2 separate regions of the Homo sapiens genome follow, and region 2 is linked to region 1. A link is a loop called in an ENCODE intact Hi-C map of the cell type or tissue named here. Cell type or tissue: PC-9. All regions are shown on one strand. Links, peaks and the distances in the headings refer to the core of each region. The heading gives the core; the rest is flanking DNA. Region 1 overlaps SPTLC3 (serine palmitoyltransferase long chain base subunit 3). Region 2 overlaps SPTLC3 (serine palmitoyltransferase long chain base subunit 3).

Region 1 (8,343 bases), core at 205-8,204:
TGCTACACATAACATGGCTGACTCTCAAGAAAAATTATTTTAATTATTTTGAGTGAAATAAACCAGACACAAACGTGTATACATACTGTCTGAGTTCATTTGTAGTCAATTCAAAAATAGACAAAACTAATCTATGATGATAGAAATTATAACAATGCTTGTCTCTGGTTTGGAGGGAGGGAATTGGTGAGAAGAGGCATAAAAGAACTTTCTGGGGCAATCTTTTGATGGGGTGATGGTTACATTCTTATTTAAATTCATCGAATTGTACACTTAATATTTGTATGTTTCCCTGTAAGTAAATTTAAGCTAACAATATTATTATAATCATACAACATATATAAAATTAAAACCATTGCTCCAATATTTTAAAACAAAGTACAGGCTTTGACCCATGCATTTGTGTCCTCATCCTACAGCTTATTAGACTGTGAAACTGTGGTCCTAGACACACTACTTTACCTTCTGGATCTCAATTTTTCTATTCCAAAAATGAGGATAATTATGATACACAAATAATACTGTGGTTGGAAAAGGCATATAAGTGCTTAGCACAATGCCTGGCAATGGGAACTACTGAATTATTTGTAGCTGCTATGTTATTACTATTATTACCCTCGTCATTGTCATCAGTGTCACTAAGGGACAGTAGAAAACATTATGGAAAAATGAAGAGTCTATTTCTCCTTGGGAATTGCATAAAATGGATGGCATTTGCAGTAGATGCTGAAGGATTAAGATAATTCTAATCAGGGAAGAAGAAAAGATTATTTCAAGCAGAAAACTAATCTGGAGCATGCAGAGAGCAGCAGGACTTTCAGCATGACCTGAACAATCATGCTAAGAATGTATGTACTTCAAAAAGCAACAAAAGGCACCTGGGAGTTCTGCTTCTTACCATGCTGTTCCCCAGCTAAACTGGTTTTTCTCAAAACATTTAGTTGCCTTCTCCATATGTCTAGTAGAGATGGAAACAGAGACACAAGCTTTAAGTTAAAGCTTTGAACAGCACTGGATGAAAAAAAAATAATAATTCTGAAGATCGTCTGTCTCTACAGCAGTGTTCTCTTAGAATTTCTCTATTCTCTGTTTTTGTGTTGTTTTGTTTTGTTGTTGTTTTTCCATTTGCTATTACCTGGAAGTCATCAGTGAGGGGCAGATGGACCCTGTGTGTCTCCAGATATGATACCCTAAAAAGCCTTTGACATCATTTATATGGGATGCAGGTTAGAGCACTGAATCCTGTCACCAGACAACCCCAAATTAGGAATGTTCTATTTTTAAAAAGGGAATTGTATTCTCTAAACATGTCAATACCATAAGAGACAGTGAAAGGCTGAGGAAATGGCCCAGATTAAAGGATAAGAAAGAACAGTATCAGCCAAGTGCAATGGCGGGTCCTAGACTAGATTCCAAAAGAGACAGGAAAATGCATAAAGGAAATTACTAGGCCAGTTTGAAAAATTGGAAGATGCATGGTAAATTAGATAATATTAGATAAGAATAGTGTATCAACATTAAAAATACTGAAGTGGATCATTTCACCATAGTCCAGGGGTAGACAACTTATGACCTGTGAACTAAGAACACTTTTACATATTTAAAGCGTCGTATAAAGAAAAAGAAGACTACGCAACAGAGACTGTATGTGGTCCACAAAGCCTAAAGTAAAACTATCTGGCTTTTTTATAGAAAAGGTTTGCTGAATCCTGCTGTAATTGTATGAGAATACCCTATTCTTAAAGGGGAGAATACCCTATTCTTAAAGAAGACACATTGAATTATTTAGGGGTAAAGACCATGATATATGCAACTTTGTCTTAATTCAGGGAAACAATTGTGTGTGTGTGTACACACACATTTAAACACAGGTGGACAGACATAGCTATAAATATGCATAGACGAGATGATTAAGCAAATGGGATAAAGTGTTAATAGGTGAATCTAGGTTAAAGTAAGTGGGTGTTCTTTGCAGTACTCTTATTCTTGGAATTTTTCTATTACGTTTCAAATTATTTCCAATAAAATTTTCCCTTAAATTCTTAACTTTTTGCTGAAATTACAATTTAAGGGTTAAATTTTATCTCCCAATTTTACAAAGCTCTCAAAACATTCAGTAACTTATTCTTCATGCCCTCCCTTTGTACTCATGAAAAATAGATAATAGTTACTATCTCTATCCTAACAATGAATGTTAGCTGTTGTTATTTAGACTAGCAACTAACATTTATTGAGAAAGTCCTCTGTGCCAGATGCTGAGGTAATGGCCTTCTCTAATTTATTTAGCCCTGTGAAGAATTCCATGAGGTAGGAACTGCTTTACAAATGAGAAGATTCAGGCTTAGAGTTATTAAGCAACTTGTCCAAGATCATACAACTGATTAATAGTGAAGCCTGGAGCTATCTGGGTAAATACTGCCCTTCCCAACTAATTGAGAATTGGGTGCAGCTAGGGTCAGAGTCTGTCCTCTAACCCATGGGAGTCTATTATGCCTGAGCTGCTGTTGCTCTTCTGCTCTCTTTGGTAGGAAAAATAATGCTCACCCTCCAAAGACGTCCATGCCCTCATCCCCAGAACCTACAAACATTATGTTGCCTGGCAAAGGGAATTCAGGTTGCAGATGGAATTCAGGCCGCAAAACAGCTAACCTTAAAGAGACTATCCACGTAGGTCTAGTGCAATCATAGGGTTGTTAAATGTGGAAAAGAGTGGCAAAAGAGTGAGGATCAGGGCAATGCAATGTGAGAAAGACTTAAAGAGCCCTTGCTGGCTTTGAAGATGAAAGAAGACCACAAGCTAAGGAATGCAGGAAGCATTTCCCTAGAAGCCGGAAAAACCAAGGACATGGATTCTCCCCTAGAGCTTCCAGACAGAAATACAGCCCTGCCAATATCTTGATTTTCACCCAGTCGAACCCATTTCAGACTTCTGACCTCTAGAACTGTAAGATAAGTTTGTGTTGTCTTAAAGTCACTAAGTGTATTCTAACTTCTTACAGCAGCAATAGGAAACCACTAGGCTTTCATTCACAGGTGCACAGAACCCTTGTTCCCACACACCCACATGTTTAATACAACTTTGAAACACGAGCATATTCTGCTGCTGTTGTATTTACATCACAAAAACAGACCCCTTGAGAGCAGTTATTTCCAGGGTCCTCTGAATGACTTCTTTCTTGAGAGGTGAGGGAAGCAAGAAGTATAAGGACAGGGAAAGAACTGAATGGAGTTATAATATGTACAGCATCAGATGCTGCTGGCTCTGTTTCTTGCTCTGCTATTCCCAAGATAATACTAACTGCTTTAGTATGCAGTGATGTCTTAATCCTTCATATGCATCCACACAGATTGGACTGATAATACAGGGATTGTTTAGGATCTGCAGAAACTGTATGTGCATGACACACACAACCAGTCCAGATAGAAGCTAATAACTTGTGAGACAGGTTTTAAGAATGGCCACCTGCACCAGAGCATTCTTAAACAATGGGATTGTGGAATTTCATGCAACTCTAAACTTGTTCTGCTCTCACAGACTGTCCTCTGCTTCATGTCCTCTCCTTACACCTTAACAATACTCTTCTGCCTGTTGGAGAGGAGGAGGTTCTATTTTTTAGCAGTACCAATGGAAGTGGACATCCTTTGTTATTTAAGCCAACTATAAATGAATCAGAATTCTGGGCCCTTGGATTTTTTAATTCTCTGTAGGAAAAAATACCTAAGATATACTTAAACCTACTCAGACCATCATAATAAACTTTTAAGCCTGTGTAAATAGGCTTGACCATTAACTCCAAAGCTATTCATTATTATTCTCTCTCCATTTCCCACAAAGCCAGAATGAATACCTGAGAAGACTAAATAGAAGGAAAGTTCTGCAAGGGAGCAAAATCAGAACACCGAAAGTCTATTTCCTAAAAAAACAGGAAAAGACTCAGAAGTGCATTTTTAGTGATGCTAAATTCAAAACTGGGTACTAGAGCCAGGCCTGGTGGCTCATATCTGTAAGCCCAACTACTCGGTTAGCTAAGATGAAAGGCTCACTTAAGGCCAGGAGTTCAAGACCAGCCTGGGCAACATAGCAAGACCTCATTTCTTAAACAATAACAACAACAACAAAAAAAACACCTGAGTACCAGAATCTTTTATCACCATAGATTAGTTCTTCTATAATAGTACATGTGGATAATAGCTGAGTCATAACTACTCTATCATTTATTCAGCTTTCACTGGTATTAAGTTCTTAGCTAACTGGTTCATTTAATTTTAACAGCAACCCAGATACAGAGTTCTTTTCATTATCCTCATTTTATTAAAGAGAAAACTAATCCTCAAAGTGATTATATGACCTGCCTAAGGTCAGGCAAATGATAAATCACAGGGGTCAAAATGCAGACCCAAGTCTGTTGCTTTTGTCTTGGTTTGCTTCCCCCAGCAGCAGACCTTGAGACACGGATGTAATCACAAGTCACTTATTCAGAAAGTGATGCCAGGAAGCACCAGTAGGTGAGCAGGGCACAGGAAGCACCAGTAGGTGACCAGGGCACAGGAAGGCAGCCAACATGGTGCATTGTCAAGCAAGTGACCAGAGTGGACAACAGGACCTCGATTCTACTAGGAAACTCTGGGTGCCAGGATAGATAACTCACTGTTATCCCTACCTGTGGGCTGAGGGAGCTGAAGTATTTACCCACAAATTCCCATTTGTGACTGATTGAAGGCTGCTCCCTAATCAGGCTATGTTCCCACAGCCAGAAAAAGAGCTCTTAGGCAAAGAATGGCCTGTGTTTGCATGAAGAAGCTGGGCTGAGAGGGTATAGGCAGGATGTGCACAGCACTTGTTAACACTCTTAACCACTAGCTGAGTCCAGCTATTTGCTGCCAGGCCATATGTAGGAGTCAGAAAGCTATGGTCCCTTGTGTAAAACTCAGTCCAGTGTGATGGCTAATGGAGCCCTATCCTGTTAGTAGCCTCAATTTCAATTCAGAATGCTGAAGTTTGGCCTCTGCATTCTTGCTCGCTGAGTATTAAAAAGATCTCTTTGCATTTTCTACTGTGGGCAGCTTCAGGGACATAGCCAACCCTCAGGCTGCCCTTGTGCTATCCAGCCATTCTCCAGCCATTTCACGGCCTCAGCTACAGAGTCAGCTGCAACCAGGAACCAACACATTTGTTCTCCATGGTGTTTCTGGTGCATTTTGAGGAAATGAGCAAATAATGAAATTATTTTTCCCCAATATTTCTCAGGCTTTCATATGCACACGAGGTACTTGGGGGCTCTTGTTAAAATGCAGACTCTGAGTGAGCAGGTCTGGGTGGGGGCCTGAGATCCTGCATTCTGACAAGCTCCTGGGTGCCGCTGCTGCTACTGCTGCTGCTGCTGTCATGCAGAACCACACTCAGAGCAGCGAGACTGCAGGCAACCTCGGTCCTCAAGTGAGTCACTAAGACTTTCTTAAGCTAGCCTCGGAGAAAAGCTGTTTCTTCAGCTTAGAGAGTTGTCATGAGGTCAGAGGTCCAGGCAGGTCAAGAATTTGGAGTAGTTTAAAAGAAAAAGTGGAAAGGAAGAACCAAAACTCTGCCTACTAAAGACCAAGAGGAGGAAGAAAAAGAAGGCCAGTGTTTGCCAGAAAACTCTGAGCACTACCTAGTCTGCAGAACAAGGGCTCGAGAGGTTGTTTAAGTAAAAAGTTAAACCCGTAAACATGGCTTAGACTACTTTGCAAGCCATGATCTTTTATATTTCAATGTCCAACTTGGATTTCTAAACTAGGTTGCTTAATAAAGCCAGCAATTGCCTCCCTATCTTTTAATGATAATTAAAAGGTATTGAGCCTTCATTGTAATGAGCCATTTACATTCACCAACTCATTTTAGCCTCATAACTACAAAATGAATCACCTGCTACTCTTATCTCCTTTTTGACAGATGAAGAAGAAACATCTATAAAGTGGTGAAGTGACTTAGATACACAGAGCTAGTAAGAGTCAGAGCTGGTAAACCTAGGAAGTCTGACTCCAGAGTCTCCGTTTTTAAGCATGACACGCTACCTCCTTTCCTGGCCTTTTCTACCCTCTGTTTGCCCCTGGATGGCAGAGTGATGAATGTAATACTTGGTAGCCTCCATCTCCCGTACACCTCTCCCAGGGCCAAGGCAGTTTTGGTTAGGTAGATGCTGCCAGCACCCACCTGACTGAGAATCCTAACCACTGGGCTCCTACACTGTTCCCTGAATCATGTCTCACCTTGGTGCATTGAGCCCCCTCATTTAGAGATCCCATCTCAGTACTTTGTCTCATTCCACAATCTCCTTCCTGAGGATCAGAATCCTATGCATTACATCAAGCCCAGAGCCCAAGCCTATTGGACACCCTGTCCCTGGTTTCTAGGTTCTGCCTGTCCTTCATCTCATGCCTACAGAGTCAAAAGTTGCTGCAATTACCCCCTCCCCCTGCAGGGTAAACAGGCCCTGTCCCTAGCACCTGCCTCATCCATAAGCCCAACCCAGGTCACCTGCTCTCAGCTGTCTTTTGCACTCTTCCAAGAAGATCCCTTTGCTTCTTTCAACTGCCTAAGGCTGTGCGACATCTATCCACATGTTTAAAGAGCCATCCAGAAAACCTGAGCCAAAGTCCTTGCACAATCTGCTTTATAAAACTTAAAGGCACCAGATTTTCAGTCAAAAATGCCCTCTGTGATCTCATGGAGAACAGACCCCATAAATGTGACTTTCAAAAAATAATTGTTTTGCTTGACAAAATTGGTCATTGTGATTTTGTTTCCGCCGAAAGGCTAAAAAAGGGGGACAGTCCTCCCCACCACCATCTTAAAAGTAAGAATAATTTCTTTGTCATCATTCATAGCTATTTAAATACCCGCTACTTACTATTTCACATTTGGGCTGAATCTTGAAGGATGAAACTGCATGTCCAAAGGAATAAGAGGAGTGGATATAGAGATGGGGGGTAAGGGACTAGGAACAGTAAAAAGTGACATTCATTCATCATCCATCCATCTTTTCATTTACAAAATATGAGTGCCGCTGATAGGCAGACACAAAAATATTTTTGCTGAGCAACCCAGAGAGTAGGGAACCAAAGGGTGTCTCTAAATGCAGATGAAAGTAGTTTTTGTGGGGTCATGGATGACAAAGAATAAACCACCAACCACACCAGGAGCATATGGAAAGTGGAGGCTGAGTTTCAGCCCCAATCTCGCATTCCTGGATCCATAGGAGAGGGAGCAGGGGCACTGAGAAATGGGCAGTGAGTGAAGATCTCACAGTAGATCTAGGCCTTTGGAAAACCCACAGCTGCACAAGAGAAGAGAAAGGAGGAAGCCCTGATGTATGCAACAGTGTTGCCATTTGACAGTGAAATAAGAGGAAAGCTAAATGTCTGGGTTTTTTCTTCCGGAAGACACACTATGAACTATGCCCTACCTTCTTGGAAGATTCTGGGTCCCTTGCTGCCTTGTGCTTTCTTTTCACAAAACTGCATCTTCAGCTTTTCCAGATCCAGGAGGCTTGCTATTATTAGGGTTTTGAATGTAAGAACAGGCACAGGCTCAGGCTGGCTAAGAGCATTTGTCACCTAAGCCTGATTGTAGCTTTGGACACATAGTTGGATTATTCCAAGTATTTAGTAATTCAGTAATCCAGTTAACTATGCTGGCAAAAGGCTAGGACTGTTTTGCACTAGGCACCAGAACATGGTCTCCACATTTTCATTTCTTATAGCTAGATATTTATAACCATCTGATAGGGTTTGGCTGTGTCCCCACCCAAATCTCATCTTGAATTGTAGCTCCCATAATTCCCATGTGTTGTGAGAGGGACCCAGTGGGAGATAATTGAATTATGGGGGCGGTTCCCCCTATACTGTTCTCGTGGTAGTGAATAAGTCTCACGAGATCTAATGGTGTTATAAAGGTTTTCCCCTTTCACTTGGCTCCCACTCTCTCGTCTGCCATCACGTAAGATGTGCCTTTCCCCTTCCGCCATGATTGTGAGGCTTCCCCAGCCACGTGGAGCTGTAAGTCCATTAAACCTCATTTTCTTTATAAATTACCCAGTCTCAGGTATGTCTTTATCAGTAGCGTGAAAATGGACTAATACACCACCAAACCAGCTCAATCCTTTTAGTCCTCTACAAACCAAAAGAAACCTCCTTAGTGAGTCAAATTTTGTGCTGAGTAACACCAAGGCATTATTAATGCTCAAATAGTGGTCATTTTAAGTCCGTGGTGTGTCATTGTGACTCAAGAACCACACTGTACCATAGCACCGTGTGTGTGTGCCTAGATGGTGTCAAAATTATACTTTTATTTTAATTTCCGTATCT
Region 2 (8,343 bases), core at 317-8,316, 70 kb before region 1:
AATAATATTAAGAAATTAAGGTTAGGTGCGAACAAAGTGCAGTGTTGAAACTCGGATGACCATAGCAGACCCTGCTGGTGCCATGTCCACTTCTGCTCTTGGCGGTTACCATTTCCATGTGCACAGCCTCCTCTCCAATGGCCAATTCCCATGCCCTTTTTCTGAGAACTTTCTGAAAAACTGTTACATGTCAGACACTGTTCTAGGAACTGGAGCCCGTTCTTCCCTAGTGGGCATCAGGCCAAAAGCACCGGAGATTCAACACCCCCTAGAAGCAGTGCTCAACCTTTGACTGATGGGAGCTGGATGATAAATACCCCAGCAGCCTCATCCTTCGGGAAAGATAATTCTTAGGTGTGTTCTACACTGTCTTCTGCAGACCCCGGTGGAAGCGAGCTCCAGCTGCCCACACTGGTAACTGCCTTAAAAGCACACCGTTCATTGGTTTCCTTCCCTTTTCTGGCTGGCTCATCTCTCCTCCTCTAACAGTGCTTCCTGGGATAACCTTCCAAATAAACAGGTTGTATTTGAATCTTTTATACAGGTTTGCTTCTGGAGAACCCAAAATTAAGACAGTGATTTTTATAAAACACGGCCAATTTTTACCCCTTTAACCTTCAGCATCAACTACAATGATCCTTACGTCTGTACGTCCCTTTCACATCCAGGATCTCATTGTACCCTCAGTCATCCAGGAAGTGATCCAGTGCTGTGAAGCAGATAAACAAATGCTACTGACCTGTTTTAGGATGAGAAAATGGGGCTCAGAAAAGTGAGATCAAAACCACATAGATAATAGAGACAGAGCTGGATAATATTATAATGCCAGACACAGACACGCCGACTCTACATTCAGGAATGCCTTCAAGGGCTGGGTGCAGCAGACACCTGTCAGGCCCTTATTCAGTGCATACAACTCCGTCCACTTCCCCTCATAAGAACAGGAAGGAAGGAAAAAAATCAGAGCCTCTGTTCTTCAGTAATCTATTTCAGCACGCACACACACACACACACACACACACACACACACACACACGCAAAAGTGTCAATTTAGTTATTAAACTGCCCAGAGGAACAGCTTTGGGAATCAGTCTTACTAAAATTTTAAAAATCCATGCGATTCTAAAAGCCTCAAAGAATAATACTGATTTCTACCTAAGACTTTTATAGCTAGGCAGCAAAGTGATTTTACATGGCATATCAGATAGCAAAATTTTCTACAAATCTCTCTTAAACAATTATTTACCTTTGTCATCACATCTCTATGTTTTATATGATGTATATTTCTTAGAATACCTTCTTTGGAGTCTTTGACCAGCCTCAGCTCTATTCTTAAAATCTTGACATTACGAATGGTTAATTCTAGACCCAGCAAGGGCACACGAGTCAATTCACGCCTTGGTTCCTTTGTTGAGTTTGCCCAAGGCAGAGGCATTGATGACACGGTTGGAACTCTTGGGTTCTTGCAACATAACATGCTTTTCAACCACCTACTTTGATAATTAGTCCTAAGGAAACTTGGCTCCAGAACTTCTTACATATTAGAATAATAATGGCAGAACGGATATCAGATCTCAGAGAACCATGTTATATGATTTTTTTTAAGATCTTAGTAATACATTTCTCAACAGGACCAGAAGTTTCTGTTCACAAAGTGTGAAAGCTCAGGGGGCTGATGTCTGGTGATTCAGTCCAGTGGAATCAGACTTCAGAATTTCATAGACCTGTGAGTTTTTTTTAAGTGAATTATATTGTACCAAAGTTTTTATTCTGCCATGATTCAAAAGATCTAATAACCCCTTATCCACTATCACTATCGTCCATAAATTCACCCTAAAAGATATTATGGACATGATGTCTGATTAAGAGACAGTCCCTAGGAAGATGTCCATATATGTATATACTTGCAAGCATAATATACTTATATGTTACACATATATATCATTTTTAAATTTTACCATACATCAGTGAAAATTTTCATACATGTCTTTAAAGTGTTATAGACTAGTATTTAGGAACTATTAGACTAACCAACAAGTAGATACAAGATAAGAATGGACTATTCTTCTCTGCTGGTTTTGCATTTTGTCAAAACCAGGATCAAAGCCAACAACAGTAACTAGCTTCCACTTCCTTTAAGGCTGAATTATTTATGCTTTGTTCTCTCACAAGAGTGTGATATTCAGACCTGGAACACAGCCTTGGGACACTCGTATCCTTTACTGCTGATGAAGCTATTTGGCTATTATTTTAAAATAGGAAGCAACAGAGACTCAAACAGGTATAGTCACTTGCCCAAGATCTCAAAACGGCCAATCCAGGGCAAGACATGCCTGTGCCCTTTGCCTGTAACACTGTACTCCCTTACACATCACAAAACCAGAAACAAACTCCGAAGGAGCCCTTGACAGTAACACTATTTGTCCACCCATGCAAATGATTTGGGGCACCTGGAGATATCCCACAGCTGAAGTACATCTCGGGTTAGTTTGTTAGCTTATGACAGGAGGGGCTGGCCTTTTCTTTAAGAATCCATCCTTTCCCATTGGTTCATTCTTAGCAAGACAACTGAATCACGTCCCTACAGACTGAGTATAGTACTCAGAAATAAAAGTGCTCCACATGGTGACCTGCGAAAATGATTCAATGGTTGAATTAAACAAGTCACAGACATCAGTTCGCTTTTGTTAAGTATAATGTCAATCTTAATATTCCAGTCAGATAACTCATGCTTTTCACCTATTCACTTCTTTCGGCTCAGGAGCTATGATGGCTAAAACATGCCTGGTTATACAAAGCTGGTTGATTCAGGAGTATTGCTAGTCAAGATTAGCCTTGCTCTGGGAGAGGTTATTTTTTCCTATATTATATGGCACTTGAAAACAATTAATCAGATAATTATAATTATGATCATGGATATTATTAGACTTTTTGGAAGCAAATTAATAAATTGTTGTGGTGCCATTTTCTTAGCGAATTACTTGTTTGGAGACAATATACTTATTTTTCATGGAAGCAAAAGGCTTTCATGAAAAGTAAAATAACATGTGCTGCTTTCAGTGCAAACAAAAGATCTCAGCCAGGGAATCCGTATATTTCAACTAAGTGTAATCTGTAAGGATACATTCTGTCTTCAAAGGAAACCAAAAGATGAACCAAGTTATATGGGGTAATAGGCTATGTGCAGCCACACACCAATTCCTAATAAACACACAGAGAAGGGAACAGCTGCTGAATCCTTGGCAAGTTTCTCTCTTTCTAGGTCAGAGAGCCTTCTGCTTCTACATGTGGCTGAATAGCAGTCCCTGTTTGGTCTAGCATCAGGGGACAGGAAATTTTGGGTGGGACCTAGGTATAGTAGCTCAGCAAGGAGGTGCAAGAAGAAATTGGTTTATTTTGATTCAAAAAGAAAAACTGTGGTTTGTAATCCAAGTTCAGTCCACGGAGCTCAGCCAAATGACTGTCAGAACCACATTGCATGTGCCTCCAGGAGCCCCACCCTCATAATAACTCATCCATGAGTCACTGGCTGCCCCTACTGTGAAGAAATGCCACAGGGCACACCACACTGTGATGTCAAAACACACCTCTGTTGTTGGTTCATTCCTGTGGAATTTAGGAGACTAGCCTTTTGAATTTTGGTCAGAGACTTGAAATTTCAGAACCAACTAAGTAAGCTGGACTCATCAAATTTTCTTCCACCACGAATATAAAAGAGATTTTAAAATGACTAACCACAAATCACTGTGAACCACTGAATACGGGGGCTCCCTGGAGATCTATTTACCACATCATCTTCCAATGGCCCTTTCAAGAACCATGCCTGATCAGGCTACCATTTGTTTAAACTCATCAGTAGCTTCCCGTGTTAAGATCAAAGCTGCAATCCTTAACACAATTTGCCAGCCCTGCATCACCTCCTCAGCCTATTCATTCTTACATTTGTTCCTTCATTCATTAAATATTTACTGGACCCCTGTTACATGTCAGACACTGTTCTAGGAACTGGGGTACTACTAGCAATGGACAAAGTGGATGGAGGTCCTCCTCCTGGAACTGACATTCAGCCATGCCTGCCCCTCCCTATCCATGAGCTACCCCAACCGCACACCCTCCTTACCATTCCTCAAGCACTTCCTTCTGCCTGGAAGACTTTTTATTCCTGGTAAACTCCTACTGATTATTCAGATTTTATTTAAAACTTCATTTTCTTTGGGGAGGACCTTCTCTTTTTCTGAACTAGGTCAGATCCCATCCTATAACCACTCCACAGCACTCTTAATTACTTATAATTTTCCTTTTTCTAAATATTGTTCATCCGTATTTCCTTCCAGACCAAGGGTTGGCAGCCTTTGATAGATAGTAAATATTTTCAGCTCTGTAAGCTATTCAGTCTCTGTTACAACTACTCAACTCTGCCACTGCACCGGAAATGCAGCCATAGGCAATACATGAACAAATGGATACAGCTGGGTTTCAATAAAACTTTATTACAAAATTAGGCTGCGGGCCATAATTTGCCAACTTCTGGACAATAGAACTTCCTATGATGATGGAAATGCTCTATAAATGTCCTGTCCAGTAAGGTAGCCACCAACTACATGAGAATATTGAGCACTTGAAATGTGGCTAGTGCAATCGAAGATCTCAATCTCTAAACTTAATTTAAACTATTGAAATTTAAATGTAACTAACGACATATGGCTAGCAACAATTGTATTGAACAGCATAGATCTAAACCGTGAGAGCAGGGCCTCTGTCCCTCTTGCTCACACCATTTCACCTGAACCTAGCACACTAGCTGGCACAGAGTTGGTGCTCAATATATAATTTTGGAATGAATGAATGAACAGATGTATAAACATGAAATAAATTATCAAACTCCTTGTCTCCTTTTCACCACTGCTATGGCACTTGGCTAGACTTCTTGCTCTCTAGTCTTAAAAGGTTCTATTTTTGTTCTATTTTGCACATGGTTTCTCTCCACTAGCCCATGACCTCCATGAGGCTGGGTGCTGTAAGACACTACCCAAGTGATCTTTCCCATGCCCAACACAGGTACACGCACGTGGAAGTCAAGCTTTGCACAGTGTTTGCAGCTACTAGTATTCACCTGAGATGGAAAAAGACTAAGTCCCATGGGTACTCTATTTCTGAAATATGTTCCAGTTTGTCATGTCTTAAAGATCTAACTTTTATGTTTCTTTCGGGCTTTAACCCTGGTATGTGGATTTGAGAGGATCAACTTAGTCCTGTCTTTTCCCGCTTCATAACCTTAGGCAAGTTGCTTAATGTCCTTGTGTCTCTCTTATTACGTGAAGATGATTCTAATTCCATTGCAGTGATCCACCACCTACTTCTTTGGAATAGCATGTAAGTAAATAAGAGCATGTCCATAAAAGCTTTTGAGCACCTGAGAGATAAACATTGTTCTCACATGGCATTTTATAATTGGTCAAGAACGTGGTAGTTATTCTCAGAGATATAAAACCAATAGTACATTGTTTTCTCTGATTTATCAGAATAACTCAATAAAAGCTCTGTGTTCCTCAAGTGAGCCAGCCAGTTATAAACAAGATCAGAATAATGCAGCCATTGCAGGATGGTGAAGGATAGCCACTTAGCTCTAAAGCTGAAGTAAGTCCAATTGACTTAGAACCTTCACCCTAGCTGTCATTCCAAGTGGGGTCCAGTTTACAAATATTTCTGCCCTGCATTTCTTCTGCAGTTCTGATAGGGGAACATCCCAATGAAAGCACACCTTTCTTTCACAACTACCTGAAAGACAAAGTCTGGCTTACCCTGCTATCAAAGGCGTTCCATTATTCAATTCCAGTGGACTCTATACAGCTTATCACCAAGTATATACCATTCAAGGCCCAGCCAGAGGCCCATGCAAGGCCATGTTCCCTCATTTCCACCCACCAATGGGTGCCCACACTGGTCCTCCTATCCTGGAAGGTCTTTACCACCTCTCTTAACTTTCCCAGTCTTGGCTCTCCCTCATTCACTCATTTCTTCAGCAGATATTCACTAAACACTCTGCTGGGGACTCAATTTAGACCCCTCCATGCAATCCTGCCTTTTGTGGGAATCCTTCATCCTTCACTCACCACTCTGGCTGCACCTTGCTGAAGCCTTGGCCCTCCTCAGATCCTCACTGTTTTGTTGGCTGACTTCTCAGGTGGTGAATGGGAAACTCAAGATGATGGGAAATTAAATTAACCTCTTATGAACTGACCTGATTAATCAATAGAAAGAAAGGGCTGGAGTAGCTAATATAGGAAAACTTGACCCCTCAAAGTTTCCATATTTGTAACTTATCACTCTCTTTGACTTCTGGGGTCAGTGAAGCCTAACACTTACAAAGACATGCTCAATCAATCAAGAACTAAGACTTGGGTCTTCTACAGAGTTAATTTTATACTTAAACTTCCTCAGACCTTGATTTGAATTTTGATCAGACCAGGTGTTTCCTAATACAGACATTTCCTTGAGGAGGTAATTTGGTTCTCAGACTTCCACCAAACCCTTCTAAGCAAAGGTTAGAAAGGAAAGAATTTAACAATATTCTGATAGTATGTGTGTATTAAGGTAATACTTGGTGTCATAATACATAAGCCACCAAATCCCAATGGCATAACCCAACAGAAATTTATTTCTATTCATAATAAATCTAATTGGTAGTGATAAGAAGTAGGGTTGGGAGGCGGTAAGGACTCTGTTCCTCACATTTCTTCAGAAAACCAGGCTAACAAAGGTTCTGGAATCTTTAATGTGTAGCTTCCAAGGTCATCTTGGCCATCAACATTCAGATGGCAACAGTGAAGAGAGGCTTTTATGAGCTAGTCATAGAAGTAACACACTTTTCTTCTATTCACTTCACGTTGCTCAGAACTCAGTCTTATGGCCACATTTGTCTTCAAGGGATGTCAGAAATGTAGCCTAGCTGTGAGGAGGAGAGGTAAATGGGTTTGGTGAATAGCCAGTCTTTGTCACACCAGACAATAGTGTTGAAATATTTAAAAGATAATAAGAGATAATGGAAGCTATTATTTTTGCAAGTGATCTTTTATTTTCTGTTCTTTCATTAATGAACAGAAAATATTTATTAAGTGACTTGCCTATTAAAAAATCTTTAAAATATTATTGTTATACAAGGTGGTGAGTGTAATGATGGTGTTATGCAGTGAGAACATCCAGCCTGGTGCTTTTTAGGAAGTGAAGCCAGAGCTGTGTCTTAAGGCAGGCAGAGTGTCTGTATGTGAGGTGGAGGTGAGGGAGAGGTGAAAGGGGAGAACAGTTGGGAAGAAACAGAAGAAACTGAAGAAATTACGAAAAGTGACGATATGAAGAAAGGCTAGGAAGGAATAAAAAGCAGGGTGTGAAGTGAGAGCCATTTGATACTGCTTAGGCAATAAATGGAAGGTGGAACATCAGAGATCAGGCAGATTATTGTCTTCTGTACCAAATAACTAAGCTCTATACTGAAAACCAACAATTCCCAAAGAGTTTTTCTCATGACATAGGTAGATGTCATGAAAGATAAAAGAAAAAAAAAATGTATTTGATATATGTACTGAGTTTCCCAAGTTAAATGGTTTTTCACTTCAGTATTGCTCACAGCACTTAACAAGTTGATTCAATCAGCAAATATTTATCCCACATCATGTGTGAGGCCATGTGTAGACACTGGGGACACAGTGAGGAATAAGAAAGATATTGCCACTGACTGCTACATCCTAGCTTTTGACATGAAAATCCCCAGCACAGGGCAAAGGTACATACTTTTTTTTCCCAAACTCTTTTTGTTGATGGCCATCTCTAGGGAGCAGATTAGAGTTAGACCTCCTGATGGTGTCCCATAATTCTTGTGGTCTTTCTTTATTATTCTTAATTATCTTTTCTCCTCTAACTGGAAAATTTATTTTCCAGAAATTATATTTGCAGAGAGTGGCTGAAAACATCTACATCTGGGGAAAGATGCCAACACACAGACATAGGAAGTACAGAGACCTTCAGTAAAATTTAACCCAACGAGAAACTTTACCATCACACATAAAATTAAACTACCCCAAATCAAGAACTAAATAGTGTATCATTTGCGTCAGTTCTACATGTAAAAACATACTTTTTGTTATTCACCAAAAAAAAAATGCTGTTATAGATGATGGTTGGATGTTAGAGCTAGAGAAAGAGTTGTCTAGCACCTGCAGAGTTGAGGAGTCAAAATCAAATAAAGAGACCACCCAGGAGGTAATTGCAGTGGTCCAGGAGAAAGGTGATGGGTATCTATCCTGATGTTCTCAATTCTATCTTGGGGATCTTTCTCTCTATTCATTG

The links. Hi-C counts contacts between places; a loop is a spot of excess contacts. Peaks named below come from ENCODE experiments on the same cell type or tissue, not always from the same donor. Only the 100,000 strongest peaks of a DNase experiment are listed, where the experiment ranks them.
Region 2: it touches region 1 in a loop (7-fold over the local background); 4 of 110 quality-filtered maps call a loop at or near these places.

The regions. Positions count from the first base shown.
Region 1 is chr20:13,096,468-13,104,810 of GRCh38, forward strand. The region is part of intron 6 of SPTLC3 (serine palmitoyltransferase long chain base subunit 3); the gene reads left to right. It also overlaps a transcript of TASP1 not described here. Among named protein-coding and RNA genes, the nearest start is that of SPTLC3, 92 kb to the left of the region's middle. In PC-9, for the core only: no CTCF peak of the experiment used is centred there; a DNase peak (open chromatin) is centred at 3,414.
Region 2 is chr20:13,026,645-13,034,987 of GRCh38, forward strand. The region is part of intron 1 of SPTLC3 (serine palmitoyltransferase long chain base subunit 3); the gene reads left to right. Among named protein-coding and RNA genes, the nearest start is that of SPTLC3, 22 kb to the left of the region's middle. RefSeq lists an enhancer at 2,837-4,036. In PC-9, for the core only: no CTCF peak of the experiment used is centred there; a DNase peak (open chromatin) is centred at 3,517; H3K4me3 peaks cover 971 bases; H3K27ac peaks cover 2,137 bases.